2 separate regions of the Homo sapiens genome follow, and region 2 is linked to region 1. A link is a loop called in an ENCODE intact Hi-C map of the cell type or tissue named here. Cell type or tissue: IMR-90. All regions are shown on one strand. Each heading gives the region's core, and the rest is flanking DNA. Links, peaks and the distances in the headings are about the cores only. Region 1 holds the start of PRKAB2 (protein kinase AMP-activated non-catalytic subunit beta 2). Region 2 has its middle 11 kb from the start of GJA8.

Region 1 (8,337 bases), core at 326-8,325:
TAGATTCAACCAAGACACTTGTCACCTCTTAATCAGTGGAATCTTGGTGCTCCAATTGTTGAAGGACCCAGAGATGAAGACCTCCTTGCCTCCTTCAGACCAGCGGATAACAGTGGGCCGGGCCTGCTGTGTGGGCTTTACGGAGTCCTCCAAATCCTGCTGCCATGATACAAACTCTTTGTCCCCAGGGAGCTGTAAGAAGGAGTAGGTCATCCCTAGAATAAACTGTGACCCAAGAATTCTAAAAAGGTCACTCTCCTCCCTAGGATAGAGAAGGGTGCTAGGCTTTGGCTAAGGATATAAACCCCAAAATTAGCAACTAAATCAGAGTTTGAACAAATTATAGAAAAAGAACTCATCTAGGACCAAAAATGGTCAAATGGCCTATGCTCAAGCACTGCCTAAATCATAGCCTAACTTTTGAGTCTACCTGTGTCACTTACCCTTCCAGAGCCTTAGACTCTCCCTTAAAAAAAAAAGAAAAAAATAACTCCCTACCACTAGTTTAACTCATAGGCAGGCAATTATGATATGCTTCTGAGTCTTTCTTCAGAGGAAAAAAAAATGAAAACAAAGTATGGTTCTGTAAAAGATAATTAAGTCAGCCATATATTTTTATAGGCAAATATGAATAGCTCTCAATTACCAGTTGTAATGGAAGTCAGAGATATCAAAATTCATAAGTAATTCATAAACTGTATTTCAGCTAAGAAGTAAAAAGAAGAAACATTAAAAATTCAAAAACTAGATCACTGATTTCTTAAAACTTGAGAAGTGGCTATGAAATCTTACTTATTCCCCTATCCCAGGCTTATACTAATTATTTCAGGAGTAGGAATAAAAATTCTAGAACCTCAAGAAGCAAGAGATCAAAAATACAATTTCCTTTATCAAAAGTAGCTCTCTTATCAAATGAGGTTTATGGGATTGTAAAAACAGTAACTCCTGTTTCTTTTCATTACTATCCTTTGGACCAAGAGTTGGCAGACAGCCAGTAAGCCAGATGCTTTTATCAAGTGTTATTTGAAAACAGCTCTGCCCATTTGTTTACCTATTATTTTACTGATTGATTGATTGAGAAAGGACCTTGCTCTGTCACCCAGGCTGGAATGCAGTGAGTGGTGTAATCATAGCTCACTGCAGCCTCGAACTCCTGGGCTCAAGCCATCTTCCCACCTCAGCTTCCAGAGAAGCTGAGACTAGAGGTGTGAACCAACATACCTGCCTTGCTTACCTATATTGTCTATAGCTGCTTACAGGCTACAGTGGCAGAATTGCGTAGCTATAACAGAGACTGTATGGTCTACAAAGTCTAAACTATTTACTATCTGGCCCTTTACAGAAAGATTGCTGACCCCTATTTTAGACTGGTTTAAGTGACTTTGGTAAATAAGACTGTATAGTATTAAGCCTAAATATTACTAAATTGAATAATGTGGGTTTTTTTTTAAAAAAAGGACTAGCTTATTCATTTGGGCTTTCTTTTCAAAATGGTTGACATAGCTTCCCTCCATACATTCTCTTGATATTCCTCAAAACTACAGTATAGCATATCAGTAGCAGGATAATCCAAAGTAAATAGAGAAAGAGAATTGAAAGGACTTTCACATAAGGAATTGACTTAAGAGAAAACTACATATTCTCAGAACAATGCACTCTTGACTAACTGGCTGCGTTAGAATTACAAGAATTTGACATATGCCTAAGAATAACCCTCAGATTCGGATGTAAGATCTGGGAACCTATTTTTAAAAAGCTTTCTAGATAACACTGTGATTATGTTAAAATAAAGGAAAAAAAGCTTCCCAGATATACCGTGATTATGTTAAAATAACAAAGAAAAAACCCTCATCTTTAGAGGTACATCCTAAAATGTTACAGATAAAATAATACTTGATATAATATCTGGGAATTTGCTTCAAAATAACTAGTGGGAGAATAGTGGACTGGGGTATAGATGTTATATGTTCATTCAAGATATGATCATTGTTCAAACTGGGTGGCATGTATATAGATGTCATTATACTGTTTCCCCCTACTTTGAAAGTGTTTCAAATTTTCCAAAAACTATTTAAAGAAATCTGAGGTGATTCTAATGTGCAAACAGGATTGAGAACCACTGAACTAGTCCACTGAAAAAGGCAGGCATTCAAAGCAAAGTAGGCCCCCCTGCCACTGTTTCTGTCAGTTACTTTTATGACAGGATTTTCAGTTTAGAATTTGAAAGCTACAAACTATTAATATGCCTAGCTTTGGAGGAAAGCCCTTCCACTTATGACATGACATTTCTGTAGTAGGAATGAATGCAACTGACTAGCAGAAAGATTGTTTACTCCAAGTTACTCAGCAAAACTACCAGGAAAAGAGGCAAAACGACAATCAGAACTACAGTTTGATGTTTAAGTAAAATGTTGAGTTTAGAAGTAAAGAGGCTACATTGAGAACTATAAAATTTTAGACTTAAATGAGACCTTAGGAATTATCTGATTTTCAGACAATCTGAAAATTATATGAATAATTTTCTTAATTCACAAATGCCAAGACTGAGGTGAGAGATAAGAATAATACAAAATAGGCCCCAATTCAGACAGAGCAACCTGGCTTTTAATCAGGACACCAATTACTGCAGTCACAGTTCGACAAATACACTGTATTTAAATCCTGAGTCATCAACATAGGAAAAGGGTAAAAATATAATGAGGCGGATCACCTTTCGAAAGCTTTGAAGAAGTAAATTCAGATGGCTTGTAGATAGCCCAAATAAGAATGGAGAATTGGAGAATAAACCCCAATAAGTGCTCCTTTTAATCACTCTCACTTCTCTGTGATTATGGTTGGTTTTTTTGTTTTTTTGTTTTTTTGTTTTGAGAGTCTGTCACCCAGGCTGGAGTGCAGTGGTTTGATCTAAACTCACTGCAACCACCGCCTCCCGGGTTCAAGCGATTCTCCTGCCTCAGCCTCCCGAGTAGCTGGGACTACAGGCATGCACCAGCATGCCCGGCTACTTTTTCTGTATTTTTAGTAGAGACGGGGTTTCACCATGTTGGTCAGGCTGGTCTCGAACACCTGACCTCAAATGATCCAACCGCCTCGGCCTCCCAAAGTGCTGGGATTACAGGCGTGAGCCTCTGCGCCAGGCTGTGATGATGTTATCAATTGAGATCCAAAGAAATAAATCATGGAATCCAAATTCCATGTGCTACCAATATGGCAAACAATACTCTATTCACTCTCTAAAGCCCCAGTTCCCTGGGAAGTGATGAAATGATAGGAAACATCAAACACACCCGAATCTCCTCAAGCCCTCCATTTTTCTATCTCATCCAGTCAGTCTACCTGGAGGAATTACTTGTATTTCATGCTGACAGCTCTGAAAGCCATTAGAAACATTAGAATGGTAATCGCTGCTATCAGCTCCATCTGTCCTTTCTTACAGAGTGAAAACAAGTTGTTCTCTTCCTGAAAGTCCTTGGAATTGAGAGCAAGGTCTTCAGGGCAGCTGTGGGTTGTCGTTTTTTTAGCCACGCAACATTTTGAAGTACTACTGAGGAGTAAACAAGTCGTGGAATCATTGGCTCTTCCACCTACGGAGCAGCAGCGGGGCGTGAAAGAGGCACAGCCTCAGCCACCACAACTATAAAGTATGGGACAAAAATTAAGCAGTCAACTAAATGATGTCCTTAATTGATCCCCAAGACTAGGAGAAAGTATTCAATAAGCAAGTAGTTGCTGCTTACAGCCGTGCCAAAAGGGAAGAGGATCACAACTGTAGAGCTGCTAGAAGAGCAAAAATGATACTGATACATAGAAATTTTCAGAAAAAGAATTTCATTTAGCCACCTCAGGGCAAAGGTGAGAAACTACCACCTATGGTCAGCAACTCGTGCAACCTACCCTCTGAAGTTGTCCACCAGGGATTACAAACTACAAATTCAGCAACGCTATGGAAGAGAGCCATTCGTGCTCGGAGGATCGGGGATGGGGGGATGTCTATTGTCCCCATCCTAAAAATGTGGCCAACAGATTAGTCAGAACACCAGGAAAGCAAGAACTCCGCCTCTTTATCCTATTTTGAGGCGGCACTTCAAGAGGAATTATCATCCAACACCTCTGTCCCCGATAAATCCCTTTAATTCAAAAAACCATAGCCCGGTTCGGCGCGGTAGAAAAGAACCAAGAAAGGGAAGAGGAGCCCAGAAATCAACCCGCTGCAGTACTGACACCAACTGCGGGCATGGGACGCTTACCTTGGAGTCAGGGAGGCTGAACACGCTGGGGTCGTCCGTACTCCCCACCATGATCTTGTGCTCCTTCCCCGGGGCATGGCCGCCTGCGCCCTCGGAGCGTGCAGCCTTGGCGCCGTGGCGCTCCCCGGACACCCGGTCGCTGGTGGTGTTTCCCATGGCTGCAGCTCGTCGGGGACCACCTACCGCGGGGAACGACACCGGGCTGGGAACACCTCAGCCGCCGCGTCAGGGGCGCCCCCCGGCCCCGCCCCTGCGCCTCGGGACAGGGCAAGGGATTCCCCGCCCCAGGGAAGCCGAGCCCTGGAGCCCTCTCCCTCCTGGCCTGCGGGAACGCCTGCAAATACCCCGGTGCCCTCACTGGCCCTAGCTCAGGAAACCCGCTATCGGGACCTCCCCCGCGTCCCCGCGCTCACTGCCAGGGGCGCCCCCACTCCAGTCACCTCGGGCGATGCGCTCCCTCCTCCAAGGGCCACTGATGTGATGGCTGTTCTGCAGATCAGGCCACCAATAAAGTTATTGAAATTGAAGCCGCACCCCTCGCTGGCGACCAGCGATTCCTCCTAAAATGGCTACAAGGCCGGCGGCGCGGAGTCCGCCCAGTGCGCGTTCCCTGCGGCCTGCAGCCTCGGCGCCCGGGACCCGCCGGCCTCTCTAGCCGCCGCCGCCGCCGCCTCGATGGTGGGCAGTCGCACGCAGCCTCCAGCGCCAGGAGGGGGCGCCAGGCAGGGCCTGTCCCGCCTGGGGAGACTGCGCCCGGGATAATAGGAGCGCTTGGCCTCTGAGACTACCCGGCAGAAGGGACGTCCCCAAATGACACTCGGAGGCCGCCTCCCTGGGCTCCGGTGCTCGGTGCCGGGAGGAGCGGCACGGCTTTCTACCCCGCCTCAGGTGCGCCAGCACGTTTTCTGGGCAGCATCTGTGTGTTAGGCGACCGGAGAGGTGGGTTCCTTATAGGGAATAAGAAAACTGAAACTGACTTCCAACTGCAGGCAGAAGGAAGCAGTGGTCATTGCTGGAGGTTAAAACTGTTCTGACCGGGCGCAGTGGCTCACGCCTGTATTCCCAGCACTTTGGGAGGCTGAGGCGAGCAGATCACGAAGTCAGGAGATCAAGACCATCCTGGCCAACAAGGTGAAACCCCGGCTCTACTAAAAATACAAAAATTAGCTGGGCGTGGTGGCGCGCGCCGGAAGTCCCAGCTACTTGGGAGGATGAGGCAGAAGAATCGCTTGAACCCGGGAGGCGGAGGTTGCGGTGAGCCGAGATCGCGCCATTGCACTCCAGCCTGGCGACTCAGCGATACTCCGTCCCCCTCTCCCCGCCCCAAGAAAAATCTGTTCAGTGGGGAGCGACAAGGAAGGAGCTTTCAGCCCGACTGGGGTCGCAGGGAAGAATTCAAGATGGCGTGTTTAGGAGCTCTAGCTCCTTGACAAATTAGTAAAATGTTAGTCTTAGGAGAAGAACGAAAAGGCTCTCCTAGGCTAAGAAACAGCATACACAGTGAGAAACCTCAGAAGAAATAAAATTCAAGGAAGATAGCAACAACGAAAACATCAGAAGGAACACTAAAGGTATAAAAAGGGCAAAGACAGCCCTAGGGTTGGGAGGGATCCAGGTTTTTTATGAAAATTAGTGGAATCCCTAAGGTACTTACCTTTGTATTATAAGTATTTGCATGTCTCCTTCTAGAAACGTTTATCACTCTGTGTTACACAGACCAGCAGTGTTGGCGTCAACTGGGAGCCTGTTAGAAATGCAGAATCAGGCCCCATCCCCAGGGTTCTGAATCTGCATTTTAACAAGATCACATTAAAGTGTGTGAGAAGCAATGCTTTGACAGCTGGCAGAGAGCAGATCCAGATTTGATACCTTTTCATATTCTGCATGTACCTTATACAGAGTAGGCTTTTGCATTTGCGGAATGAAGGATACAGGAATACTGTTTACTGTAATCCATTTCTAACCAGATATGCCACTTAGGCTTAAACACGGCCAATGATGGGGAACCCCAAGTTACATAGGCCACCCTTTCTGAGTGAGCAGCTCTATTTGCTGAAACGTTCATTTTTATATTATGAAGTTGACATCCCACTTAAGTACAACAAATTCACTACTCCCCTATTCTTTGCTCTGCCTCTTATAAACTCATTCTTTGGCTCATAAACCAAAGACAGTTTACAGGAAGAAAAAAAAAAGGTACGATTTTACTGCAACTTCTTGCTCACCCCTCCAAAATCTTTATGTCTGAGTACATGCTTTTTGGTTATCCCTACTTTTCTCCCTCCACCCCTCAATTCCTTACCATAGGACACTGAAGCAAGGCCCTTGAAGATACATAATACATTAAACCTTGACTTGTGTAGTATTCAGTTTTCTGACCCCAAGGTGGTTTCACCATGCCAAATAATATGTCCTTGGTATGTATTTCCTTGCAGTAGTCAAATCAGCCTAGCAGAAACAAAGTACGTTAACCAATGGAAAACTGACGGAGAGAAATAAACTGTTTTTGCACAGCTAAATGGAAATGACTTTTGAATTATCTGCTTTGGAAGATTATCCATGACACTGTTCTGCCCTGCTCTGCTCTAACAACATTTGTAAGTCACTCAACAGTTAATAATAAAAGTCAGTTTTGAATATTGCAGGTTTTAGACACAGAACAAATGTAATGTGACACTGTAGGAAGAATGAATTCTCCTTAGTCCCAAATTCCTTTTTTTTTTCTTAGATTCGGGAATAAGTAAAGATACAAGATCCTCTTAACCAGTATCAGTATAATTGTTCCCTTTAGATTTATTGCTGTCACCCCAATGCTCTTCTTTCTTTCTAGAGGAAAGGAAAAGAAGGAGGTAATAGGAAAAGTAATGGGTTGTCCTGATGTTACTGTGTCTAGGATGTCATTGCCACTGGTCTCCTCAGATCAATCATTCTGCCTAATAAACAGAAAAATAACATGGGCAGCCTCACATGCAAGCCTTTACACACACTGCTAAAGAGACCTCGCTTCCTCTGAGAAGTGAGGATGTGAGAATGAAGGATTGATTTTACAGAACTGGATGACAGGTTAAATTGGGCATCTGGAGGTTTATATTCCCATCTCCACTCACCAAGTTTCATCCTCCATTTATGACCAAGGATAGGTATAACATCTGATCTTGATGGTTACTGTTTCAAAAAACAATCTGATCTTTTTTATAAAGTTAAACATTTACTTAATCATGCAGCATACTAATTCCCACTCCTGGGTATTTATCCGAGTGACATAAAAACAAGTTCACACAAAACCTGTAAACACATATATGTCTTTATTCATATAATAGAAAAAACACAAACCCTAAAATGGAAAAAACATAATGTCCTTCACCTGGTGATATGGTTTGGTTCTGTGTCCCCACCCAAATCTCATCTCAAATTGTAATACCCACGTGTTGAAGGAAGGACCTATAACCTTCACGTGTCAAGGGAGGGAAGTGATTGGATGATGGGGGCGGTTTCCCCCATGCTGTTCTTGTGATGGTGCATGAATTCTCACCAGAGATGATGGTTTTAAAAGTGTTTGGCAGTTCTTCCTTCATTCACACACACTCACTGTCTCTCCCCTGTGCCACATAAGATGAGCTTGCTTCCCTTCTACCATAACTGTAAGTTTCTGAAGTCCTCCCCAGCCATGCAGAACTATAAGTAAATTAAACCTCTTTTCTTTATAAATTACCTAGTCTCAGGTATGTCTTTATAGCAGTGTGAAAATAGGCTAATACATCTGGTGAATCAATAATTAAAATGTAGCATAGCTATAAATGGAATACTACTCAGTAATAAAAGAATAACTCGATACATACAATAATATTGATGAATCTCAAATGCATTATGGGAAGTAAAAGAAGCCAGGCTCCACTTATGTGACATTCTGGAAAAAGGAAGACTATACGGTCAGAAAACAGATCAGTGTTTGCCAGGACTTGGGGGTGGGGGGTGGGGAGTGATTGACTACAAAAGGGCATGAAGAAATTTTGAAGGGGAGGTATGGAACAGGTCTGTATCTTGACTGCAGTGGAGTTATTGATACTTACCAAACTGTACAATAAAAAGT
Region 2 (8,337 bases), core at 151-8,150, 720 kb after region 1:
GCTGTATTCCTGGTGTTACCCCAGATTCACTGCAGCTGTGACGAAGGCTGCCAACACCGTCTAATGACACATTAAATACACTGTCTATGACTTGTCCTGTCAGGCAGAGCCAAAAGCTACTTTGATTAATTTTTATTTTTAAATGCAACTGCCATGTGGATATAGATCCTGCTTTTGTGACCTTTGGGCAGGGCACGTAATCTGTCTCTTTCACCTACTCTTCTACCTGCAAAATTGGTTTGACAATAAAATCTTTCTTTCTAAACTGATATGTAGTAAAAGATAAACTATACAGGAGCACTAGTGAAAAGATGCCATGCAAGTGCCTCAAAGTGATCTGTTTTCTGGACTCTCTGTGGCACATCTTGCATCTCTAACCAGTCTCCCTCAGCCATGTTCTAAGCCCCAGCCCCAGCATTAACCAGTTGTACAAGTAACAAATACAGATTCACCTTACTGCAAACTAAGTCAAATAAGAAAATAATTCTCCTGCTAACTAAAACACGCATCTTAGTATTCTAGAGCAAAATGCAGGTAACTTTTGGATAATCCAAACCACAGCTTTATAGGCAGTGATGACCAGCCTTCTTTGAGTACTCAGCATATGCCAAGAACTGTTTTCAGTGCACTGCATACATTATCTATTCAGTCCTAAGTACCCTGTGACATAGCTGTGATTATTAAACTTCATTTTTAGCCAGGCATGGTGGCTCATGCCTATAATCCCCGTGCTTTGGGAGGCTGGGGTGGGAGGATCACTTGAGGCCAGGAGCCTGAGACCAACCTGGGCAACACAGCCAGACCTTGTCTCTACAGATTTTTTTTTTCTAATTAGCTGGGCATGGTGGCACATGCCTGTAGTCCTAGCTACTCAGAAGGCTGAAGCAGGAGGATCACCTGAGCCCAGGACTTCAAGGTTACAGTGAGCTATGATTGTGCCACTGCACTCCAGCCTGGATAACAGGAGAGAGGCCCTGTCTCAAATAAATAAATTGCATTTTACATCTGAGAAGACTGAGGCATATAGAAATCAAATGGTTTTCCTGAGCTCACACTGACGGTAAGTGGTAGAGCTCAGATTTGAGTCAGCTGGCTTAGCCTTTATACTCCACTGCATTTCAAGATAATGATAACAACCATTTATGTGCCAGCAATTGGGCCGAGTACTTTAACATAGATTATCTCATTAAGTTCTCATAATAATCATCTCCATCTACAGATGATAAAAATGAGATTTAAAAGGGTTAATTTGCCACCTATCACAGAGCTAGTAAGTGATAGATTCTGAGCCAGAATTATAGAATTATAGCCAGATTATAGAGACTGACAACAAAAATACTAAACCATGTTGTGAAAGCCAGTGATGGCTCTACCTACAGTCTTCCATGGAAGACTCCCTCATCGTTTACAAGGACATGAAAATGTGTTTGCTGGACCTAGTGGGGAGAGAAATTCCTCTGCACTCTCCACTCTAATGGGTTTACAGGTAGGCCAAGGGCAAAATGAACTCCTGAGTAGGAGCCTGGAGTCTTTGTTGATGCAAGCTGTACCAGTGGATTTCAATTAGCCAGGAGGCTTTTGGAGTGCAAGCCCAGGCCATGGACAACTCACAAGAGAGAAGGTCCCAAAAGCTCCCCAATTCTGCCCCTAGCAACAGAGGCTTCCTGTAGCCAAGTCTGTCTCTGATTTGCAGGTGGGTGAGTTAAATTCACACAATCTCAGCCATAACTCTTAGAATGGGTTCTCCATTGCCCTAACCAGAAAGGCCCCAGAATGTTTGTCTCCAGTGATCAAGGCCTGCCATCTGCTGAAGTTTTGCCCTTTGCTTTGTCATCACATGAACCTAATGCTCTACAATTTACTCTGCCCTTTATCATCAAATATTGCCCCTGGTACAATCAGGGATACAGTAGAATTGTGCAGGACCAAAGGAAATAAGGACAGGTCTGAGAGAAGGGAGGGGATAGAGCAAAGAATCTTGAAACCCTCGGGTTGGTGATTCTGGATTTGTGGTGCTGTGGGAGACAGGGCAAATATTTCCGTGATAAAAGGGACTTCTGAATAGGAAGAAAAGTAAGAGGAGAAAAAGAGGGATACCCTCTGGGGCATCCAGTGCCACCAGTATAATGATCACTAAACAGGGTGAAAGGGAAGGCACCAGGAAACCGGCCCAGAGAGTGTGGTTATACAGTAAAATTAAAGCCAAGGTTGTCCCCCTTTGCATTTCCTGTCCTCCCAGCCCCTCCCATTTAGACCATATCCATCTTTTCCCGTGTGGAAAAAAAGAGTTCACTTGACTCTCCTTTGCAGACTTGGAGTAAGCCTCTTTTCTTTGCCCTCAGGCTCTGAAGGCGTCTACTACAGTGCGTGGAGCAAAAGAGAGACGGCATCGCCCCCTCGTGGCGCAGGGCCAAGCTCTGCGGTATTCCGGACGCTGTCCTGGGCTGCCCAGACAGGGGCACCCCGTGGGAGTGGAAATGCTGTCCTCAGAACCTCTGGCTGTTGAATGACTTGTGTCTTGTCAGAATGGTGAGATCCCCGAATGCCATCACCCTGTTCCTTCTACCCTCCCCATTGATGTTCACACAGGTCAGCTAAGCTAGACCTGTCTGCAGTGTGTTTTGAAAACAGGTTGCCCCTGCAAGAAAACTCCTGGTTTAGTAAATCAGCACATCAGGGCTAGAGAAGAAAAGAGTTGTGCTGTCTTTGTTTCCATTTCAGTCCATTCTGCCAAGTTGAAGCAGAATGATTTTCATTCATCTTAAATCCCCCCAAAATATTTTTTTTAAATAAACCTCTCAAACCAAACACCATCACATATGTACCCTAAGGAATACTAAGTCACCTCTTCAGGCAACGGAAAGAAAGGACCAGAGAATTGCTGTCAAGCCTAGGGTGGGTGGAGGAGGCAGGGAATTAATTTTGTTGAGTGGATAAAGGTCTGGGCCTCAATCCCAAAAGCCCAGATTGGGGCATCGAGCCTACAGCACCCCTGTCAGTCACTCCCTGCTGTCCCTGGAGCCTGGGCAGGCAAACAGTCATCCTTCTGCACTGTCTCTCTGGGACAGCCGGAACCTTTGCCCCCATCCCGAGGTCACCCTCTCCCAGAACCTCCTCTGCCTCTGGTAAGAGGAGGTAAAAGGAAGGGGGACACAGGAGGTCCATCAGAGCATGGATGAAGCTGCCCCTACATCAGAGTGCAGAGCTTGGAGTCTAGCCCCATCCTGGCCAACACAGAAGCAGGGAGTGAGAGAGGCAAAAACGAGGAGCCAGCCTGTTTCCATAGATACAGATTTCAGTTGCATTTTATGACAGCCGTGCCAGGCTGCCTGGAGAGGCATTGTTTGGATGTCTAGGGACCCGCTCAGAAGGAAAATGAAGTAAGAAGCGATTTTTTTAAGATTCAAGTGGTTTCCCCTCCCAGTTTCAGATTGAGATCCACCTCCGCCCTCTGGCCTTCTGGCAGAGGTCATCCCTGGTAGGACACTTGCCTTTAGTACAGCCTGGGCAGATTTAGGCCCTCCAACCCCAGGCCTCGAAGATCACAGTCAAAATGATTCTTAGAAGCAAGCCTGCTGTCCCTGGAGCCTGGGCAGTCAAACAGCCATCCTTCTGCACTGTCTCTCTGGGACAGCCGGAGCCTTTGCCCCCATCCCGAGGTCCTCCTCTCCCAACACTGCTAGTGCTTCTCTAACAGCTGCTCTGTGGCTGAAGGAGTTCCAATTTCCCAGCCCCTGGTGACCTCTTGTGAGGGCTGCCACTGAGGCTTTGAGAGAAGAAGGCTCACCTGGTCTCCTGCTGGGGGCTCAGCCTGCAGCTGGGGAAGGACTCCCCTTACTTCTAGATTCAAAACACTCATTTTCCTTTGCCACTCCTACATCTTCATCTCCTACATCTTCATCTCCTACCTCCTCATCTAGGTGGTGCCCTTCTCTCTACTCATCACTCATTCATTTCTCCAAACCCATTGAGTTCTTTCATTTGCCAGGCCTTTATAAAATAGACGTAAGAGACTTTCCCTGTACTCAGAAATCTCACAGACTAGTGGGGGATGCAGACACATAAGTGAACTACTAGAAAACAACTTAGATAGGGTCAAGTAAGAAGTCCTGGGGAAGTTAAAGCCCAAACTGAGCCCCAACGGATGAGTCAGTTAGGGGAGAGGAGATTCAAAATAGAGAGGGGACTGCGTAGGCAAAGGCATAGAGGCAAGAAACAGGATTATGTGCATAAGAAACTCGGTAGATCATAGGTGCTGAGAGCCAGTGCAAAGCTATGAGTGGCAAGAGATGGGCTGGAGTAAATTGGCAGTCATCAGACAGCAGAGGGCCCTATGTGCCATGCTAAAGGCCCCAAGCTTCCTCCTGCAGTGGTTCTTCAGCCATGGCTCACGGAGTTCCAGGGCTCCACTGTGGTGCCTCAGGGGCAGGACTAGGGGCCTCTCACTCTCAACCTGAGTGATTTTTTTTTTTCCAGACAGAGTTTCACTCTAACTCAAGTGATCCGCCCGCCTCAGCCAAAGTGCTAGGATTACAGGCATGAGCCACCGCACCCAGCCCTGAGTGACTTATTTTATATGTACTTGAATAGGTGACAGCAAACCACAGTGAGATTAAAGTCTGGGAAGGACACGATAAAAGAGGCATGTATGGGAAGGACATGATCAAACGACGTTTCAAAGAGACCACTCCAGTTTCTAGGCCTCACTTCCAACCATTCCTCAGGGAAGTCTACTGCCCAAGAAAATCTCTGATGGTAATACATGATTTACAGCAAAAATGAAGACTTCTTCAGTACATCTGTGATAATTATTTCCAAACTTCATCCTGAGAAAAGAAAACGAAGTGGGATCCCTTTCCCTTAGACTTCAGAGCTGTTTTCACCAGCTGGCTGTGCTGATCATGCCATCTAGTGGTAGGAGTGCAGCATGACTCCAAAAGGAAACAAGCTTGCATTTCTTTCTGAATATCTGTATTATCTTATTTAATCCTCAAAAAACCTTGGCAAAGTATGTCTCATTAATATACCCATGTTACAGGCCATAAAACTGAGAGATGGGAAGAAAACAATATTTGTTTTGAGTCTCCTGTGGGTTAGGAACTATGTCAGCTGATGTACATGAGATGCATTATCCCCACTTACAAGACAGACAAACTGAAGACCTTGGTGACTGAGAGACCAACTAGATTAAGCTACAGACACTGAGGTTTTCCTGCTTCCAGGTCTAGATTCATTCCAAAAAATCTGGTCAGATTCAAATCTCTAACTTGAGTTGAAAAGAAACCAAGTAGTAAAGAATGAGGAAAGAGGCAAGCCTTTGTGAAATTCAGAGTAACTGGCACAGACAGACCACAGCTATTTCTTTGTCATGAATGGCAACCAAAGCACAGTTGTATATTAGATTCTAGAATAATTATAGGAAGAATAATTACCACCGGAATATGCAAATTATAGGAATCTGTGAGCCTAAAGCCAATCAGATGCCCAGCAAGTACGTTTCTTAAGAGTGAGTGGCTGCTTTCTGTAGAACAGAGCATCGCTTGGAGCCAGGAAAAACTGAGAATTGTGGTTTGAATGGAACCTTAATTCCACATCTGAAACCTTAATTCCTCTTTGCCATGTAATATAGCATATTCCCAGGTTCCAGGGATTACGACGCTGACATCTTTGCGGGCCATTATTCTGTCTTTCACATACATTGAGACCAAAAAGACCAAGTACCTATAAGAGGACCAACCCAGACGGGCTGTGACAATTACGCTGTTGCTTCTGAGTGAGAAGTTACAGGCCCAAGAAAGGGTAATGACAGCCTTAGAGATACATAAAAGAGACAAGCAATTTCCAAAACAAAAAGCAAAGGCAAAAAGAAAAATAAAAAAGCTCTCTCTCCGTAAAAAGGTAGAAAATATGCCTATAAAGGAGAAAAACAGGGCTGGATGTGGTGGCTCACGACTGTAATCCCAGCACTTTGGGAGGCTGAGGTGGGCAGATGACCTGAGGTCACGAGTTTGAGACCAACCCAGCCAATATGGTAAAACCCCATCTCTACTAAAAATACAAAAATTAGCTGGGTATGGTGACACACACCTGTAATTCCAGCTACTCAGGAGACTGAGGAACAAGAATTGCTTGAATCCAGGAGGTTGCAGAGAGCCGAGATTGCATGACTGCACTCCAGCCTGGGTGACAAGTGAGACTCTGTCTCAAAAAAAAAAAAAGTTAAAATTAAAAAAATAAAATAAAAATAACATTCTTGCTCTTTCTCACCTATCTCATCCATCAGTGATATCTGAATATAGTACAAATCAGGCATCCAGAGCCATAAAATGCAAGACAAAAACACATTGGAAAAGCGAAATGTCACAGATAATCCCCAGGTTTGACTTTCTGATTTGCGAATCAGAAGAGGCCCTTGCAAATGATGATAAAATCTGTCTCCAGATGCACCAAGATGATGAATTATATATATGTATATATAGTTGACCCTTGCACAAAATGATTTAAACTGTGCGGGTCCACTTATACACAGGTGTTCTTCAATAAATGCAGTCTGCCTTCCGTATTGTCTCCATATTGGTGGGTTCTGCATCAGCAACCAAACATGGGTAGGAAGGCAAGATTTGGAAATCTGCATTATAGTAGGGCTCACTTTTCATATCCACGGGTTTCATAGGGCAGACTACAGGACTTGAGTTTGTATAGATTTTGGTATCTGCGGGTGGTCCTGGAGCCAATCCCCCACAGATACTTTGGGATGACTGTACTCCTTTATTATCATTATGTTTAATGCCAGCAGAGAAAGAGGACTAAAAACTAGGAGGAGAATCAGCAGTACTGACATTGCTATCATAATCCAGTTTTTTAAGCATCCAGGCTTAAATGCTGAACTGAAACAGAAGCTGATCTGGCAAAATTTTTTTCTAACTGGTTTCTTGAATTTAAGTGAAATGTAGAGGGCTTTCTAAGCCAGGCACAAAGTCAAGAAACAATACATTTTTAAATGACAGACTTGATTAGATAAAAATATAAATTCTCTGTACAGCAAAACACACTAAAAGTAAACTTGCAAGACAAGTGATGATTTGGAAAAAGTTTTACAACATAAGTGGCAGAGGAATAATAACCATAGTCTATAAGAAGAGCTTATACGTCTATAAGGAAAAGACAACTGCTCCCCCTACCCAAATGGACAAAGGATATGAGTAGGCAATTCAGAAAAAAGAAAGGCAAATAGCTAGTAAACATGAGGAGTCACGCCATCTCTCTAGTAACCAGAAAAACACAAACTAAAATAAGATACTTTCTGCCCATCCCATTGTAAAAAATGTGAAGCTGGACAATAGCCAGTGATTGTAAGAATACATAACGAAGTGCTCCCTTGACAGCTATATGAGTGTAGTATGGTACAGTGTGTTTGAGAGCGATTGGTAGTACCTATGAACTTTTAAATTTTACCTCTTTTGAACAATCATTTCTACCTCTACACACTCCTGAAATATTCCTACATGTGCTCAAAATATATTCATAAGGATGTTACTACTTAAAAATATTGTGACAGGAAAAAAAGCAATCTAAGTGTCTTTCAATAGAGAACAGACCAAATAAACGTACAGGATGTCCTTACTGTGGAATACTATTACAGACATTAAAAGGATGAGGTTGATCTGCATGCACTGCAAAGATCACCAAGATATATTAAGGGAAAAAGGCAAGTCACACAATAATATGCAATTCGTTGATCTCATTGACATGTACATACATATATGCATAGAAAAAGCATCTAGAAAGACACATATCAAACTGTTAAGCATGGTCACAGTGATGGTAGGATAGGAACAAGAGGGTAAGGAGAGGCCTCCACTCTTTTTATTTTTATGGTTTTTTTGGAGACGGAGTCTCTCTCTGTCACCCAGGCTGGAGTGCACTGGCACGAACTCGGCTCACTGCAACCTCCGCTTCCCAGGTTCAAGCAATTCTCCTGTGTCAGCCTCCCAAGTAGCTGAGATTACAGGTGGCTGCCACCATGCCCGGCTAGTTTTTGTATTTTTAGTAGAGATGGGGTTTCACTGTGTTGTCCAGGCTGGTCTCGAACTCCTGACCTCAGGTGATCTGCCTGCCTCGGCCTCCCAAAGTGCTGGGATTACAGGTGTGAGCCACCATGCCTGGCCGAGGCCTTTACTTTTTACCCTACATGCCCCTATATTGTTAGTTTTTTTTCAATGTGCAGATATTCATGCCATACATTTGTAGTTTTATTAAATATATAGATATGTGCAAAGTGAATTAGTCTATTTAGAAGATATTTGCAGCTATATTGGTTTTACAGAACAAAAAGCA

What was found. Peaks named below come from ENCODE experiments on the same cell type or tissue, not always from the same donor. Only the 100,000 strongest peaks of a DNase experiment are listed, where the experiment ranks them.
Region 2: it touches region 1 in a loop (17-fold over the local background); 2 of 110 quality-filtered maps call a loop at or near these places.

What each region holds. Positions count from the first base shown.
Region 1 is chr1:147,167,742-147,176,078 of GRCh38, forward strand. It overlaps PRKAB2 (protein kinase AMP-activated non-catalytic subunit beta 2), which reads right to left and starts at 4,729. Exons shown (of 8, transcript NM_005399.5): 1 at 4,688-4,729; 2 at 4,248-4,426; 3 at 26-192. The coding sequence starts at 4,403. It also overlaps a transcript of CHD1L not described here. RefSeq lists silencers at 4,389-4,658, 4,829-5,058. In IMR-90, for the core only: a CTCF peak has its summit at 4,956 (motif pointing right); a DNase peak (open chromatin) is centred at 4,810; H3K4me3 peaks cover 3,544 bases; H3K27ac peaks cover 2,709 bases.
Region 2 is chr1:147,887,990-147,896,326 of GRCh38, forward strand. No RefSeq gene overlaps it. Among named protein-coding and RNA genes, the nearest start is that of GJA8, 11 kb to the right of the region's middle. In IMR-90, for the core only: CTCF peaks have their summits at 2,399 (motif pointing left) and 4,910 (motif pointing left); a DNase peak (open chromatin) is centred at 4,892; H3K27me3 peaks cover 179 bases.